2 separate regions of the Mus musculus genome follow, and region 1 is linked to region 2. A link is a loop called in an ENCODE intact Hi-C map of the cell type or tissue named here. Cell type or tissue: heart. All regions are shown on one strand. Each heading gives the region's core, and the rest is flanking DNA. Links, peaks and the distances in the headings are about the cores only.

Region 1 (8,326 bases), core at 157-8,156, 54 kb after region 2:
GAGCAGGACTGAGATGGGAGACTTGGGGAAATAGGAGCTGAGGTTGGGGAAACACACTGTCAGACAGTCCTTGTGTCAGGAAGCCATTGACGAATGACAAGCTCTCTGTGCTTTGACACCTCCCCTCTCCAACCTTGCTGGATTGCTGCAAACTCTCCCTGGCATCTGTTCCCCATCACAGCCTTGTGTTGGCAGCAGTGTGACAGCATCATGGAAGGGGAGCCGTCGTGCTCAGCATGATTCGGAGCCTCATAGAAGAACGACAAACTGGGGCAGCTGAGGGAGCCAGGGTGGACTGCCTGGAGCTGAGGGTACTAGGGAGGACTGCCTGGAGCTGAGGGTACTAGGGAGGACTGCCTGGAGCTGAGGGAGCCAAGGAGGACTGCCTGGAGCTCTGGAGAAGACTGCAGAGAGAAGCTCTGCCCTGCTGGAAGAGACGGACACTGAGGCGGAACATTTATGGGTTTGCCTTGAACCATGCTAACTGCCTCTGCCATTTTGGAACGCATCCAGAGGTGGCCTTTGCATCCCACCATGCAGTGCACAGACCATGCAGAAGGCTTCCTGACCATGGGCTAGGTGGAGCCCAGAGAAGACTTCCTGGCCTGTGCCTGCCGGCCGATCATTTACCCAGAGCACATCTTACTGCTGCTTTGAGATTCAGCAAGCCTTCTTTACTAGTGGGGGCAGGCCAAAAGAGCTCTTGTCTCTGTTCTCCACATACAAAGGCAGACGGACAACAAAGTGCATGAGCACGAAGAGGCAGGGCTGAGATTTGAACTCAGGAAGGACGCTACCCCCATATCTGGAAGTCAGGCTTCCAGATCCTCTATTATGATACTTCTGCCCTGACACGGGCTTTCTGTGATTCCACCTGGCTAGGAGCTCCAGAGTGGACAGGCCTCTTCCACAGTTCTCACTGCAGTGGCCAGCACTGGGGCAGACATGGAGGACAGCTCAGAAATGTCAAGCGAGCATTTCAGCAGCTGGGGCCAAAGCAGCTGAGTTTCCAAGCTGGGATCCTGGCTCCCCCAATGTGCCTGGAGAGCCCATGAGTCAGATAGACATTTCCAGGTCATGCCTAAGAACAGGCAAGGCCAGAAAGACACACTGTGGGCGTGATGCTTGGCCGCCTGGGAGGCAGAAACACAAAGAGTAGTAGAAGCGGCAGACAGCCGTGACAGGAAGAGACCACAATGGGTCCCCGCTGACCGGAGATGTCCCAATTGTTAGCACCAGTTCTCTGCCTGTTCTCATCACATCACCACTCAGTCCCGATGAACACTGGGAGAAGCTGGCAGGAGGGGGCACCACAGGAGTGACCACCAGCCTGAGCTCTGGAGGAGGAGACACCCCAGCTCCCAGGCTAAGGCAACACCCTGGTCTCCTTTTAGTTCTTCATTGTCTGCAAAAACAAGCACCTAACAGTCACCTGATACATGCCACGCTCCCTACAGAGTTCTGGGAATATGGGTGACTAACAGAGGTTGACCCTAGCAAACAAGTCACAAGGGAGTCCTTGGTCCCAGGGAGAAGGTGGATTGTGCCCTGCCAGGGAGTATAACTTGCCAGCCACAGCCTGTCCAGAAGTCTGGATGCTTTCTTTGTTTAATACCTTTATGGTCCCCTAAATCGATCTCTGCATTCATATTGACTTGAAAGTGAGAAGAAACCTATGAGTCTCATGCCAGGGTTAATTAGAGACCCTTCTGCCACCAGACACTCCAGCTAACTCCCTAATGCATCTCTTAATAGCCTCACTTGCTGCAGTAGTGCGCATATAGGAGAGGCCAGGAAACAATGGCCCCAGCTTCAAAACACTGGGTCCCACAGCTGACTCCTTTGGCTGCTACAGAAGGGGCACTGGAGTTTGGTAGAATATGGAACCTATCTCAGGAAAGCAGGGGTGTCGGGGTGGGGGTGGGGATGGGGGACAGTACAAAGACTCCATGGTGCCTGGAAAGAAGTCTAAGCCCTGAGCCATGTGCCTTGAGGGCTCCTGTCAATTAGCCATTTCCTTCCATCTCAGCAGCTCCAGGATTCCCAGTGGCCACTGTGAAACCCACTTACGGCTGTGGTCTACCAAGGGAATCCAGTACAGGGACACATCCTCCATGCCAACCAACCTCATAGGCTCTCATGTCCATGACGACCTTGCCTGTGCAGCGCTGCCTGGGTCACCTACCCTTAGCTCTTATGTGACTGTCCCATTATCAACAGGCAGACATGGTCTCGGCCCCAGGAAGCCAGATCTGCACACAGCTTAGTCTCTTGGGAGCTCCTCTGCACCCAACCTGAATATCACTAACTGGTAGAAGAGAGAGTAGAGTGTTAAATCCAGGCTCTGGGACAGCCTAGCCAGCCCTCAGCCTCTATATCCCAACCTGGAAGCAGGGTAATATGAAGACTGGCTATGAACACTTCTCCTAGGAGCCCTGACGGTTCCCTCTGGCGGGGTATCAGAGAAGAGGGAACTCAACGAGCTAGCTGAATCCTTACTTCACAGAGAAACTATGATGGGGAGGGGAAAAGAAAAGGACCCACAGTGCTTACAAGCATATTGTTACAGTAATGAAGTCAAGTCTGGGCCCCCAATCCTGCAGCCACTGCTCTCTCTACCCTCCAACTCCAGATCCACCCAAAAGTCAGCCAGCTGGGACAACCCTCTTCCCACTCCTTTTCCCTCCTTCCATTTAGCAGGGAGCTGAGCCAGTGAGGGTCTTGTGGCCCAGGACCTTCAGTGTGTATAACAGTCAGGGCTCAGGTCCTGGTGCACCTAGTACATGGTACTGAGCACCACACTACTAGGTACACATTCATCTTAACCGGGTCCCAGATCAGCTGAGCTGGGGGCGTGGCAAGGAAGCCAGGCTGACTATACTAAGCATCCGTGAGACCACAGGGCAAGGTGGGAAAGTAGTGGGAAGCCAAGGGCAGAGTCACTGGAGGACAGAGGAGCCATCTGGAATACCAGAGCCAGGAACCAAGAAGCTGAGAGGCCTGCTCTTCTAACTGCCTTGTCTTGTTCTCTCCTTGGTTGTCTCCCTTGCTCTCCTGTCAGGAGACACCCTAGTCCTTGAGCAGGCAGGACAGAGCTAGAGAGTGAGCACTGGGAAGAACTTCCCACGGGAAGGCCAGTTCCCAAGGAGGCAGAGCGGCAGCGGGTGGGGGTGGGAGGGAGAACCAAGCACACAGACAGCATGGCTTTGCAAGCAGTCAGGAAGTTCTCCTGAAGCAAAACCCCACCAAAACAGAATTCTTTCAGGGCTAATATTTTCCTCCCCGTTCCCCTGCCGCCCCGAGCTCACACAGGTCTGTTGTTGTTTGCATAATCTGGGAGAGGAAACCGAGCCCCTTTCGGCTGAGACCTCAGGCGCCAAAGCCTGCAGTTGGACAGATAGTCCCAGCTGGTTTTCCGTTCCCTGGTCGCCCCCATGGGCCAGACCTCCATGGAAAGTTTGTGGGTTAGAGATTCCCAGCTTGCTGCTGCTGCTCTGCGCACCGACCCCAATCAGGCTTGCTCCAGTTTCCCAAGGTGCTGAGCTAACCTACACAGCTGGCTAAAAAGAGAAGTTGTCCATAGACAATTGTCAAGAAGCCTCTACTGGGAACCTGTTTGGAGCCAGGCACTTTCTGTAAACGACCTAACTTAACCCCACCTTCTGACAGGGCTATAATTATCCTACTTTACAGAGAGGAAATGGGCTCAGAGAAGTGAAGTAACTTCCCAAGGCCACACCAGAACTGAGGGAATTGAACACAAGGTCCGGGAGTCCAAAGCTCTCCCTGCCCTTCTCCTTGGAAGCTCCCTAGGATAGAAACCTCCTGCAGAGATCAGGTATAGCAGAAGGTGGCTTGCCAGCCTTGTATGCAACACCAGGCAGACCCAACAGCACGTTAGGGTGCCCATGTCCTTCTTACCCTCCTGTAGCTTCACGCTCTGGAGGTAGAGGGGATTTCTCAGGACGTCGCAGCGGCCTGGCTCCTCCTCCTTAGTGAACAGCAGCAGGTCCGAGTAGGCAAACAGTGTCACCTGTTCGGGGAGAGAACAAACACAACTGTCTGCTTTGCTGTCCCTCCGGGATGCAGAGAGCCACGAGGTCCACTAGAGGTCCAGGAAACACATCCTGGACCTCCAGTGTTGGCAGAGCCAGAAGGAGCTCCTTGAGGGACCACGCTAATGATGAAGGCTTGCCCTGCAGCGGGAGCAGCCAGTTCATCCCTGCGCGTTCTGTACTTCCCTTGCTCAAAGTAGAAACAAATACAAATAAACCAGACTTAACAATGGCTCCTGCCCTCAAGGTGGGTAGCTCGGTCGGTCTCTCTATGGCCATAGTCCTCCAGGCTCACTGTTCTTGGAGGAGCCTTACTTAGGCCCTGGGGTGTCCCCAGACCATACCCCATACCTGGCTCCCTCAAGCTTCTTCTACAAGCTATCTGTAATGTGAGGGGAAGATTCATGAGGTAGTATTACCAAATTTCTTGCAGTTATTTTTGTAGTGTACCAATGAGAAATTTGGTTCAGGAAAAATGGTGGTTACTTACATTCTGATCTAGGTTTGCACACAACCGCTACTCCTCTTTATGCTCCCAAAACAAAGGAAGGGCCATTTTTAGCCATTATAAGTAACCTGACAGATCTGCTCAGCATGTTTTTATGTTGAAAAGAATTCACTTGGTTTTCTATGTCCACTATGGTTTACACGGTTCTTTCCTTAAAGCTTTAAAGTCCTATCTCAGATGATGATGATAATAATATAAATTATTAATTATGGGACTCTTCTTCAAGGGGCCATAGCTGACCCTCCATGTCTTCTGAAGCAGGGAGACCCCACCAGAAGAGCTTGGCACAGCCTGAAGGGCACAGTTTGTGATTTGTTAACCATGTTTGAAAAGCCGGCACGCTGACATTTAGCTAGCGAGCTGCTCAAGATGATCCCGCAGTCCCACCTCTGAGGCTCTCCGAGAGAAATACAAGAATGTATAAATACGAACATATAAGGATGTTCTCGGTGGCACTTCTGCAATTAGAAAAAAATAAAAGCAGAGCATGGTTATATACAGTTACAATCCCAGCATTCTGTGGCCAAGCAAGAGAGTTATGAGTTACAGGCTATCCCAGGGTATACAATGCACTCTAAGCTAATCTGGGCTATGTGATGAGAGCGTGTCTAAATTTATATATGTTATACATACATATGTGCATATATATGTATATGTACACATATATATGTATATAAGACGTATCCAAAGCCCTACCTGACATTCTGGGCATTACACAAAAATGGAACCTGGAAGTAGCTCAGGAATGTACTTAGGCAGGCCATCTCAGGGCCATGCCATCTTCCAACAGGTCCCAAACACAAAAGCTCTAGAGTTTGGGTGCTGTAGAGATGTCTCTGTGGTTAAGAACATTGACTGTTCTTTCAGAGGTCCTGAGTTCAAGTCCCAACAACCATATGGTGGCTCACAACCATCTGTAATGGGATCTAATGCCCTCTTCTGGTGTGTCTGAAGACAGCTACAGAGTACTCATTTTTAAAAAATCTAGAACTCTTTGCCAGAAGGGTTTTTTGTTTGTTTGTTTGTTTTTAAGGTTTATTTATTTTATGTATGTGAGTATACCATCACTGTCTTCAGACAGACCAGAAGAGGGCATCGGAGCCCATTATGGATAGTGGTGAGCCACCTTGTGGTTGCTGGGAATTGAACTCAGGACCTCCAGAAGGGAGTCTTAACAGTGAAGCATGCCCCAGCCCAGCCCAAAACAGTGCGACAGAAACATCCCTGCAGCTGAGTACCTGCTCCTGCCCTGTTCCGCCCTCACTTAAACAGTATCACTGCCCTCTCCAGCTCAGACAGGTTAAGTGACTTTCCCATGACCACACAGCTAGGGATCTAATGACAGAGAGGTGGTGATGTGCCTATAGCAGAAGAGACAATAAATTCAGTAAGTGTAGGAAGGAAAACAATGGAGTGCTCAGAAGACGTGTGGTTACAGATGGTCTGAGGAGGGTTTGCAGAGTCAAGGGGCTGCTCTGTAGGCAAACCCTCATCTTCCCACAAAACATGTCCCCCACTCAGGGGAGGTCTGGCTGTTACCTCTAGACCATAGGGAAGCTGGCAGAAGAAAGGTCAGAAGAGATAATCTGTGAGACTAGAAAATTAAAATTAAAAAAAAAAAAAAAGCCTAGGGCTGAATGGAAGACTTGTGGGAGGAGCCACAAGGTGAGAAAAGCACTAGGCCACTGCCCCCAGTCTCCCGCCTACTCCCAGAGCTGAGAATATGGTCTAGACAGGAAGTGATTAAGGCATGAGAGAAAATTTTCCCCAAAGGTCGGTCAGGCAAAGGCCAGGGCTGGCACAGGGCTGGAGGCAAGGCAGATGGCAGGCATGCCAGAGCAAAGCATGTGGGCCCTGCTGCTCCCCAACAGCCTACAAGCAGAAGCCTCACAATCCAGGGAACACTGTCCCCCTTCTCCACAGTCTGGTTACCTGCTGCCTTCCAACACTGGCCCTGGGGTCTGGGCCAGTCTTCCCCACACTTGCTCCTAGGACACATGTATTTTCCAGAATCCCAAGATTAGTCACAGAATCCTTACAACTCGGAGGGTGACTTCTCTCAAGTGGCCCTGACCAAAGCCTTCTCCTGGGCACCCGGCCATGGGGCTGAGCCTACCTACAGACAACACCTTGATACTTCAGTTAATGGTAAACCCAATGAGTCTGTGTGAACTGAGGGTGTGGCATCTTGGACTTCATAGTATTCCTGGAACCTAGTAAAAGCTCTGGCTGAGTCCCCAGTGACCAGAACTGAGGTCAGGATGTGTGTGTAAGAGGCTGTCAAGAGGCTGACTTTGTGATGCATGCCTTTAATCCCAGCAGAAGCAGGCAGGTCTATAGGTTCGAGGATAGCCTGCTCTACAAATCAAGTTCTAGGACAGCTGAGGCTACACAGATAAAGCTTCTCTCAAAAACAAAACCAGAGGCTGAGGCAGGCGGATTTCTGAGTTTGAGGCCAGCCTAGTCTACAAAGTGAGTTCCAGGACAGCCAGGACTACACAGAGAAACCCTGTCTTGAAAAACCAAAACCAAAACAAAATGAAACAAAAAACCAAACAGGCCGCCACTAAATGATGATTTGATCTGGGTGTGCGTCCAGATCAAACCATGTGACTTCTGTGCTGTGGGGATGGGAGCAGCTCCCTAACATCACCATGCTCAGAGAAGAGTCAGGATAAAGAAACAGAGAGAGAAAACGTTCAAGACATGCAGAGCTTCCAACTGCTTAGCACCTTCCAGTTTACAACTCTGCTGCCTAGAGAGGCCACCATATTCATTTAGAAACCCCTTTGGGAAAAGTTATTGCCTGGAGAATGACACAGAGTAACTAGAATCTAGGAACCTTACCCTCCCACCCCGACATGTTCTCAGAAGCTACCCAATGCCTGGTGATAGCTGCTTTCCATTTTCAGTTTGAGGATCGGGAGACATGTCGAAGCTCTCCTAGGAGGCTGCTGCTCTCCTACTTTGAGGAGAAGGGATGAAGTTACTTTTCTTGTCTTCAAATTAAAACAGACTACCTTCAGTCTTAAAGGGAGAGTTTCTTTTGGTTCTCAACTTCCAAAGATCCAGTGGGCAAGAAGTTGTGTGTGTTTGTTGGAGGTGGGGGAGGGGGGAGGATGAGGGGTAGGGGCTGGGAGAGTGGTGGGGTAGGGAGGAGTGAACTGTTACTACGGCTATAGCTTGGCTTGTGTTCCCTTGGTTTTAACAAACATACCAAAAGCGCCAGGGATCATGGAGAGCATTACCCAGCCAGAGAGCCAAGAACTTATCCTGGCTCCATTCCCTACCAGCCTTGAGATTCTTGGGTCCTGGTTGAGCCCCAGTCTCCTTGTGCTTCTCTCCTGTCGTGAGGATGTTTCAGGCCTAATTGGGATGACGTGTGTAGCAAGGGATCATGTACGTATCATGCATGAGCAGAGAGGATATGCAGTAAATACCTAATTTTTGTAGATGTAGTGGTGAACAAGACAAGAGAGAGAAAATCGGACATAAGAGTATAGTTCAGGTGGCTCTTGTCCTTAACTGGCTTCTTCTGGGCACATTAAGTATGCAGCCACACCTCTCCAGCTCTGACCCTGCAAACACGCACTTAGGCACCAAACCCAGCACCAAGGGACTTCTCACTCTTACAGCCTACATCCTATCTCCCAGTGAAATTTCTCTCCCACTGAAGCAAGTGGGAAGGTTGATAGGCTGAGGCCCTTAAGAAAGCTCTCCACAGAGAGGCCCAGAGTGATGTCAGCAATCCCAGGGGTGTGGG
Region 2 (8,326 bases), core at 277-8,276:
TGGATGGTTTACTTAATTTCTACATATTTAGTTTTGTGATTGAATATTCTTTTTTTTTTTCATTTTTGGTCTCTGCAATTCTCACAAAGCCAAGGAAACTTAAACTTTCTAGATAGTTTGTGGCATTTCTCCTTCTGAAGCTATCCAAGCCTAAATGCGCCTCTGAGATCACGGGTGGCACTATACCTGGTAGCAGCTGGCAGCTCAGCTCTGGAGACCGAGTCAAACCCAAGCTCCCCTCGTCTGCTGAGTTCAGCCCCTTAACCAATCTGGAAGTCAAGTTTCTTGCTTGTCTAACAAGGATGATACTCCTGTTACCTGCTGGGGTGTTCAGGATACTAGGGTGTGGCAGGCATACAGTGCCAGGCACAAAGGTGTTGGGACCTAAGAAGCTGCTGTCACACCTGTTCTGGGGTTCAGGAACAGCTGCCCAGAGACACCCCCACTCCACCACGGCTGCAGTAGGTTCTAAGTCAAGGAGTCCAGAGACCAGTGGCTCTCTGGGTCAGGATAGCAGCCCCAAAGCAGACTAGCCTCCCATCCTGGCTCCCATTCCTTTGAAACAGAGTCTGGACAAGTTAACTCACTTCTTCCTAAGTCTGTTTCCTTTTGTAAAACGAGGATGTGGCACACAAAAAGGGCATGCAAAGTATGATCACCTATGCAACACCTATAGAACCCAGCACAATGAACACTGGCTGTTGTGTCCCAATCAGATGCTAAGAGAACTGTCTAAGCTTTGAAGAATGTGAACTCCAGACGTTCAAAAGATGATGCCCACTTTTAAAGGCAACTACAGAGTGTGGATCTGAGGCAGTTCCAGAACTCCGGACACCCACCCTTCACCACCACCTACTGCTCTCCCAGGTGCCACCGGCAGCAGCTCTGACATTGTATGGATACCTCCTTCCAGTCCCCATCCACCCAAACTGCAGCTAAATGGGGGAGTGTCCCAGCAGAGGATGGCTGCTTGTACATTTCACTGCCTCGGGCTACAGTCTGAGAGAAGCCCGCTGTTGGGGATAAAACAGAAGAGGGCAGAAAAGCTGGAGAAAATGGTTTCCTAGACCAGTGGGCTCCCGCCCAGGTCTGAGCTAGGAAAGAGGGTCACTAAAGGCATCACGCCCAGGGAAGACGCCTCTCCGCTTCCCCCAGCTCTAATTCTTTCTTATCTGTTACTGAACCTGGAGGCAGAGGTTCCTTCCCTCTGGGGGATTGTGTTCCTACTATGAGCCATGCCCCCACAGACTTCTCTCTGTGAATCTGCTCCTCAGGAGCCTCAAGACTGAAAGTTTGAGGAAACCTAACGAGAGCATCGCCTGTCCCTCACAAGCCAGAGACCTCATTAACTGGCACCAGAAATAAACCTTCACAAGGGTAGGGAGCCTGGGCTGGGCTGGGCTGGCCAGAAAAACTTGCAGAGAGCATGGCATAGTGTAGCTAGGCCAGCAGTGCCCCCTTCTGGCCATGCCTGAGACTGTTCACTTTCAGGAAGTCCAGAGACTTGTCAGTTCAGCTCTTTGTATGCCAAGGACTTTTATAAATCACTGCTTGGCTCAGAGGCTAGGCTGGGCCAGGGATACTTAGTTCCTGCCTAGCTCTGAGAAAATAAACTTTCAAGATCCTAATGATTTATCCTGAGTCTTCAATAGCTCACTGCTCCTTAGTATCTGTCTGGGGGTGTGGGTGGGGCTGGAGTGCAACCCTACTTCTCCCAAGTCTGGGGTAGAAGAGAAGGAATGTCAGGAGACAATCAGGATCGTCCCAACCTACATGTTTTTGCTCTTTCTCTTCCGGGAAGCTTCATCACATTCTGTGAGGTCAGTCCCACTCATCTGCAGAGAAAACAGAGATACAATGTTGTCTGGGTACCCAGGACACAAGGCTCCAGCAGCAGCCTGCAAGCAGCCCAGTGATCCCCAGTGCGCCATCTCTGGCAGAGCTCCCAGATCAAGCAGTCGGCTTCTTCCTGGTTTGTGGGGAGAATCAGAGGGACATTTGACACTGGGAACAGAGGATCCCGTCAGGCGCCATGGCTGGCAAGTGAGCAGGGGTCTAGACAGACTTCTGCTCTGTGATTTGGCTGGTCACTGCCTCTTTATGATTCTTCACATCTCAGTTTCCACAACCAAGATCCTGATGGCTATCTCAGGACTCAGGGTGTAAGGAGACTGAGAGCATCCCCATTGCCTTAAAGCACTCCAGGGCTCCCTAGTACTCTTGGGATAACATCCAAAACACCACATGGCAGAGAATCTATCATGGGGCTTGGTACGACCAGTTGCCACATCATCAGTAAATTGCCAGGCCAGCACCTATTCTAGAAGCTCCCTCCTCTGCCCCAGCCCAGCAGAGTGTTTGCTGCTGTCCTTAGTGACTCTCCTTCTTAAGGCATAGCTTAAGGCACCGTAGCCAAGCAGCACCGATGCCTCTGTCCCCAGGAATCCTTTCATGCCCTCTTTATCTCTTTTAAGGTCCCCACCACACCCAAAATGGTTTGTCTGAACCCTCTTCTGCTTGGCTCTGAGTTTCCATTGGAAGCCTCGGACTGGTCACCTTCATATGGTCAGTGTGGTAGGAGCACACATTTGCCAGATAAATGCATCCAAGAAGATGCAGCCTGAGACACTGCATTTAGGAGTCCTCGCTGCTGGATCCAGAACCTCCAGTTTCATTCCTGTGACCCACCCCAGCCTGCAGAGTCTATAGCCCCAGCTCCCTGACTTTGCCAAATTGTTCCTCCTGCATGAGAGACCCTATCTCTTGTAGCCTCCATCTCCTCGCAGCCTCACACCCTTCATCTAGCTTCTGTCTCATTAATCCTCCTAGAAAGTCCATAAGTAGTAAATAGAGGCTCATTGCCACTTGCCCAAAGGACCTGAACCACTTAAGACAGAATCCGCCTATGTAAATTAAAAACTGTCCACCAGAGGGCGGAGCACTCAAGTGCCAAAATGGCACAAGGTGACTGTTTCCAAGGAAAGACTCAGCAAAAAAAACTGCCTCCTTCCTGAATCAGTTGCCACACCAGAGCGTGGAAACATGTGTGTGTGTGTGTGTGTGTGTGTGTGTGTGTGTGTGTGTGTGTGTGTGTGTGTGTGTGTGCGCGCGCGTGCGCGCGCGCGCATACATGCACCCAGGAACACACACCATGTCTGGAGCCAGTCCCAGCATATGTGCTGCTTCTACCAACTTGGAAGACGTTATTTTTTGTTTGTTTGTTTCAGCAGATGCCTAGGGTGGGTTAGCAGCCCAAACGGGCAGAAGATTGACCAGGATGAAATGTGGGTCCCAGTCATGGACATCTTGGCACCCAAAATGCCCTCAACACTTGGCCGACCCTGCTGTACCTGACTCACAGAGACACAGGCTCTGCAGTTGTGCTAGCCTACCTCAGCAGTGCTCGGAGCCCCCACCCGTGGGAAAGGACCCACAGAGCTGGGTTTCCTCCCATTCTAACCTCGGCTTCCGCACTTTATCAGCCCCACACAATGGGCCTGGGGACCACTCCCGCCAGCCACCACCCCCAGTCTCTACCCAGCTGGGAAATGGGCTCTTCCTTCCACTACTGGGGGTGGGGTGGGGTGGGGTCATCTTCAGTAGTCCTAGTGGGAAGCTCTGACCCCGGGTTTTGGCTTTCAGGCACCTAAGAAACCTTGGCACTAAAAGGGGACAGGGGCCTACAACCAGGAAGAAAGACCAAAAACTAAGCCAGACAGGGCTTCCTGGACCCTAGTGCCTCCTCAGTATCCACATTGGCTGCAGCCTTGGGTCTTTGGAGGTGTTAGCATGACCCCCAAGATCATCCTCCTTCAGCTGCGACAAGGCTGCCCAGGGCCCAGCTGGCAAAGGGGCAGCTTCTTCTACCTGTCCCTACCCCTCCTCCATGACCCTGCCCTGCTGCAAGCTGAAGTGAGCCCGGAGTCACTGGCCCTCCCTGAACTCTGGCAGGGATCCCTGGGGCCTGCCTGGCCTCACCCTGCCACCTCTGGGACTGAGAGCTCTCAGTCTCCCGGAATAATAACTATAATTCTTATTGTCATTACCCCTATAATTACAGTCGTGATTAAGAGTGTGGCTTCTAAACAGCCTGGATTTGAATCCTAGCTCAATCCCATATTAGCTAATTGACCTTAGCTGTGTTCCATCTGCTTGCCACGTCTGCTCCCTTCATTGGCAAAACGAGGGCTCAAACTGGACCCCTACCTCACAGGGCTGCTGTGAGCCAACAGACGCATAGGGATGGGGATAAGGGGTGGTTATCAACATCCATCAGCCATTGCGAGGACCACACACCAGGCCCTGCTGTCCATCAGCCACTGCGAGGACCACGCACCCAGGCCCTGCGCTACAGTCTGTAGTCATGGATGATCCTACCTAAACCTCACATTCCCAAGCACCATTTGCTACTATTTTTTTCCCGGCTTGCAGCTGGGGAAACTGAGGCCCGGAGCAGTGTAACTTGCCCGGACTCTTTGAACTGGTAAGATGCAGTGAATTTGGTGTCTGGCATCAAAGGCCAATGGGGTTTGAGGGCTCCCCTACAAGCAGAACCCCAGCTTGCTTCCCTTCTTGGTCCTGGTCTGACTCCTGGGTCATCTGGCCATGTGTGGCTGTCAAACTGGGTCCTGTGTGACCATGTGGCAACAGTGGTCTGTGCACTAAATTTATTTAGGCATAGGGAATTTGAATGTAGGAAATATCTTTAGGATTCTCTTTAGAATAAAATAGAAGCCTAGAAAGTGTTATCCTACCCTGGAGGCCAGGGGTATTTTAGAGTCCTTTTATCTGACCTTTTGTGACCCTTGGTCAGGACAACCATGACAACCCTACAGTGGGTCAGGAAGGAAACACAGCCAGGAGAGAGCCATCACTTGTGTTTCCTCGATGTCAAGGAACGGCCAGACAAGGCTGAAGTGTGTAAGTCTTAGGCTCCCACACAGTGAGGCTCCTCTAGAGAGCGTCCACTGAGCGGGGTCTCCAGGGATCTGGCAGCAGGGGGCGCCATGAGCCGAGTTAGCTCCACACAGGGGCCGGGCCCAGGGAATGATCCACCGGAGAGCCTCATGGTTCCCCAACTCCCTGGACCTCCTTGAACACCTGTGAAGGCACCAAGTCCAAGCAGGCAGTTTATACGGTGTGCATGGTTCTAAGACATGACTCACAGTGGACTCTGCACAGGGCACAAGGGCAGGGTGTCAGCATGGGGCAGAGAGCACAATGTGACTACCACCCTGTCGCAGGTAGCCTGTGCTCAGAGAGCCACACGGCTTGGCCACACAGCAGCACAGCAGCTCTGTCTGGCCTTCCTGGCTCTCACATCATTACAAGATCACTGTGCTATGCTCCGGGCTTTTAAGCTCTCTGATCTAGAGCTCTCTATATGGAATGACTTCCCAGTCCTATTTGACAAAGGGGAAACTGGCGCTCCAAGAAGCGACTTGACCAAGGTCGGGGAGGAGGCAGAGCTGGGCCTGGAATGGGTCTACCTGTCTCTATAGCTGATGTCTTCACCCTCTCTTCGTCACCTCAGGAGCCAGGCCCAAACCGAGAGGGTACGAGAGTAGTGAGGAGAACACAGGGGCCTCTCCCTCTGTCAGCCTCCTTTTAGCATGGGATTAGGGGTGAAGGGCGGGCGTCCAGAGTGGTAGCTTCAGCCTGTTGCACTTGAAAGGCTGAGGCAGGGGAATGGTCAGGAGTTCAAGGTCAGTTACACAATGGGTTCTGACATCCTACCTCAGAAAATGAATTGGCAATGCTGTGGGGTGAGGAAGGTCAGAACAGTGTCCGCCTCCACTTCTACCATCTCAGCAGCATGATAACCATTCGTGGAGAACCCAGTGGGAACTGAGTGGCAGATCTTGTCTTAAGCCCCTGCATCAACCTACTTGAGCCTTCCAGCATGCTCTGAAACTAGAGTAGTTACCATAACCACACCAGAGAGGACACAGGCTTGGAGAAGGGAAGGGCTAACCCGAGGCCCTCCGCTAGTGAGGGGTGATAGTAAATCAGGGGCTTGTTGAGTCTGGCCTTGCCCTGGATGGGTTTCTGACTGAAGCTGGAGGCTGGAAGTGGGAAGGATGATGACCTACTCAGAGGCTGGAGAGTGGAAGCCATGTGATCTAGAGTGGCCCACACATACTAGGAACAGCCTTTGGGGGCCCTGGTAGCTCAGTTACTCAAGCCTGAGAAATGAAGTGTCAAGGAAGAAGTGACAGTGGGGACCGGACGGTGGACAAACACAAAGCTGAGGCAGGAGGGACCTGGTACAGACCTGCTAGGCTCCCGGGTGGGGCATCTGTCCTTAGGAACTCGGGTCACCCGAATGGACAGAGGGACGAGTTGGAATGCATGTGTGAATGTGTGTTAACTTCCGTGAATGTAAATATTTGTGTTGGAGCAAGGATGGTGGAAGAAACAGAACTAGAAGGGTGGGGTTTAGCGGGAGGCAGGTTGTGGAGACCTAAAGCAGGTGGCTGGGCCCTTGGTCCTCAGCCGCCTTCGAGAGAAGGGGAGCCAGGTCTAACCGTTGTGGCTGTAGCAGCTGCCTCAAGGGCTGGCCTAAGTGGTAATGGTGGCAGTCAAGTTCAGGTAGGTATCCTAATCCTCAGAGCATTTGTTTAAACTACAGGGTCTGGGTACCAGCCCTAGAAATTCTGGCTCTAGAGAGCCAGGCTGGGGATGAGAAGTCACAGGGTGAGACCATACCCTGGGAGTTTACAGATAAGGAAGGACAGCTACGAGCAAGCCCTGGGGATTTAGTTCTTGTGTCCAGACCCAAAGCAGTTCCCAGTTTGGAAGGCCTAACCAACTTCCTGCAGAGTGTCTTCCAAAATGCCAGGTCTGTAGTATTGTCGGTGGTTACAAAGTTGCAAAGGCTTGGAGACCATGCCCCAGCATGGCAGCTAAGTAAGCTGGGATCTATTAGTAATGTCTGCCATGGGTTTGGCTAGGGAGCAGCAGTAAATAGTCCTGTTCTATACTTTGCTCTAAGCTTATTCTCCATTTATCCTAAAGGTATTTGACCTTCCAGGTCTCACCATGGGCATTTTTTCTCACCATTGGCATCTGTTTCCTGGAAGGTCTCAGGGTCTGTCCTAAACTTTTGTGTCTCTGAGCCTCATCTTGCCTCCCACAGTTGTCATAACAACCCCTCTAGCCTTAAGGATACACTTCAGGGTAAAGGAACAGCAGCAGGGCTCCCTGAGGGCTTCTTCCAAAGTGTGCTGTCAATCATGTCCTCAGGCCCCAGGCTCTTCTAGTTCATCCCCACCCACTCAGGGAAGGAAAGCAAGTCCCAGAGGAGCTGGTGACTCACTCAAGGCCACACAATAGGTAAGGGATAGAACTTAAGCCCAAACTGGCTTAAAGGCCATGGTGTGGTTTGTTCTGCTAGGCTAAATCCCCAGCCCACACAGAAAGCCCTTTCTTGCTCCTCCCTAGCTAAGCTCGGCCCCACTGCTCCTGCAGCCTCTGCTGTTGAACACAGGGCCTTGGCACAAGGCAGAAAACCCATAAACACTGATTTGCATGTTTGTAAACATTTGTGCAAGGCAGAGTCCTTATGGGGTCTGGTCTTGGGGTCAGACTCTAATTCTGATCCAGACACTTGTAAACTGTGTGGTCGATTTGGATCAAGTTATAGAACTTCTCTGGGACTCAGATTTCTCATCTGTGAAATGGGCACAAAATACTCTCTAGGGCACAGAGCTACGGGACAGATTAATGTGTTGATGGGAACTGCTTAGACAAAACATACATATGCTGGTTTTGTTGTTAGCTAATAGATTTCTAGTCTGGCCAGGCCTGGGCCAGATGTAAATTATAATATGCGGGGGGGGGGGGGGGGAAGGGGTAGTGTAGAGATTAGAGAGCAAGCCTGGGCTGGGTGCCAGGCCCTGTCTTCTCCCTTGTTGAGATAAGGTCTCTTTCCTTGTTTGCTGCTTCTGGTTCCTCTGCGTTTCTGGGGCTTCTCACATCCCTGTCCCCACACCTTGCCTTAAGAATACTCAGATTAAAATATTTAAAAAGAATACTCAGGTTACGGAGGTGTGGAACCTTATCTGGCTTTATGTGGGCTCTGGGGAATCAAGCTCAGGACTTCACACTTGCCTGGCAAGTGCTCTGCCCACCGAGCCACCTCCTCAGCCCTGAAAGCCCGTGCTTTCCCAGTTACTATCTCAGACCTTTTCAATCCAAACGCCTGATGTTCTGAGCTAAGCCACACCTTTTCTGCCTTCAGCATAAGACAATGGAGCCGGGAGAATACATCTGATCGTGTGGGTTCTTCTTCATGGCACCTTGAGGCCTCAGTTTTGTCTTCTAT

What was found. A loop is a pair of places that touch in the nucleus more often than their neighbours do. Peaks named below come from ENCODE experiments on the same cell type or tissue, not always from the same donor. Only the 100,000 strongest peaks of a DNase experiment are listed, where the experiment ranks them.
Region 1: it touches region 2 in a loop (3-fold over the local background); 7 of 42 quality-filtered maps call a loop at or near these places.

The regions. Positions count from the first base shown.
Region 1 is chr4:62,636,424-62,644,749 of GRCm38, reverse strand. It overlaps Rgs3 (regulator of G-protein signaling 3), which reads right to left. Exons shown (of 16, transcript NM_134257.3): 8 at 3,922-4,033. Among named protein-coding and RNA genes, the nearest start is that of Rgs3, 21 kb to the right of the region's middle. In heart, for the core only: CTCF peaks have their summits at 4,090, 5,443 and 5,645 (motif pointing right); DNase peaks (open chromatin) are centred at 1,119, 2,859, 3,289, 3,779 and 2 weaker places; H3K27ac peaks cover 4,226 bases; H3K27me3 peaks cover 3,721 bases.
Region 2 is chr4:62,690,780-62,699,105 of GRCm38, reverse strand. It overlaps Rgs3 (regulator of G-protein signaling 3), which reads right to left. Exons shown (of 16, transcript NM_134257.3): 12 at 1,774-1,835. Among named protein-coding and RNA genes, the nearest start is that of Gm52741, 25 kb to the right of the region's middle. In heart, for the core only: CTCF peaks have their summits at 1,466 (motif pointing left), 2,912 (motif pointing right) and 4,983 (motif pointing right); DNase peaks (open chromatin) are centred at 1,455, 1,965, 3,445, 7,305 and 7 weaker places; H3K27ac peaks cover 2,677 bases; H3K27me3 peaks cover 4,246 bases.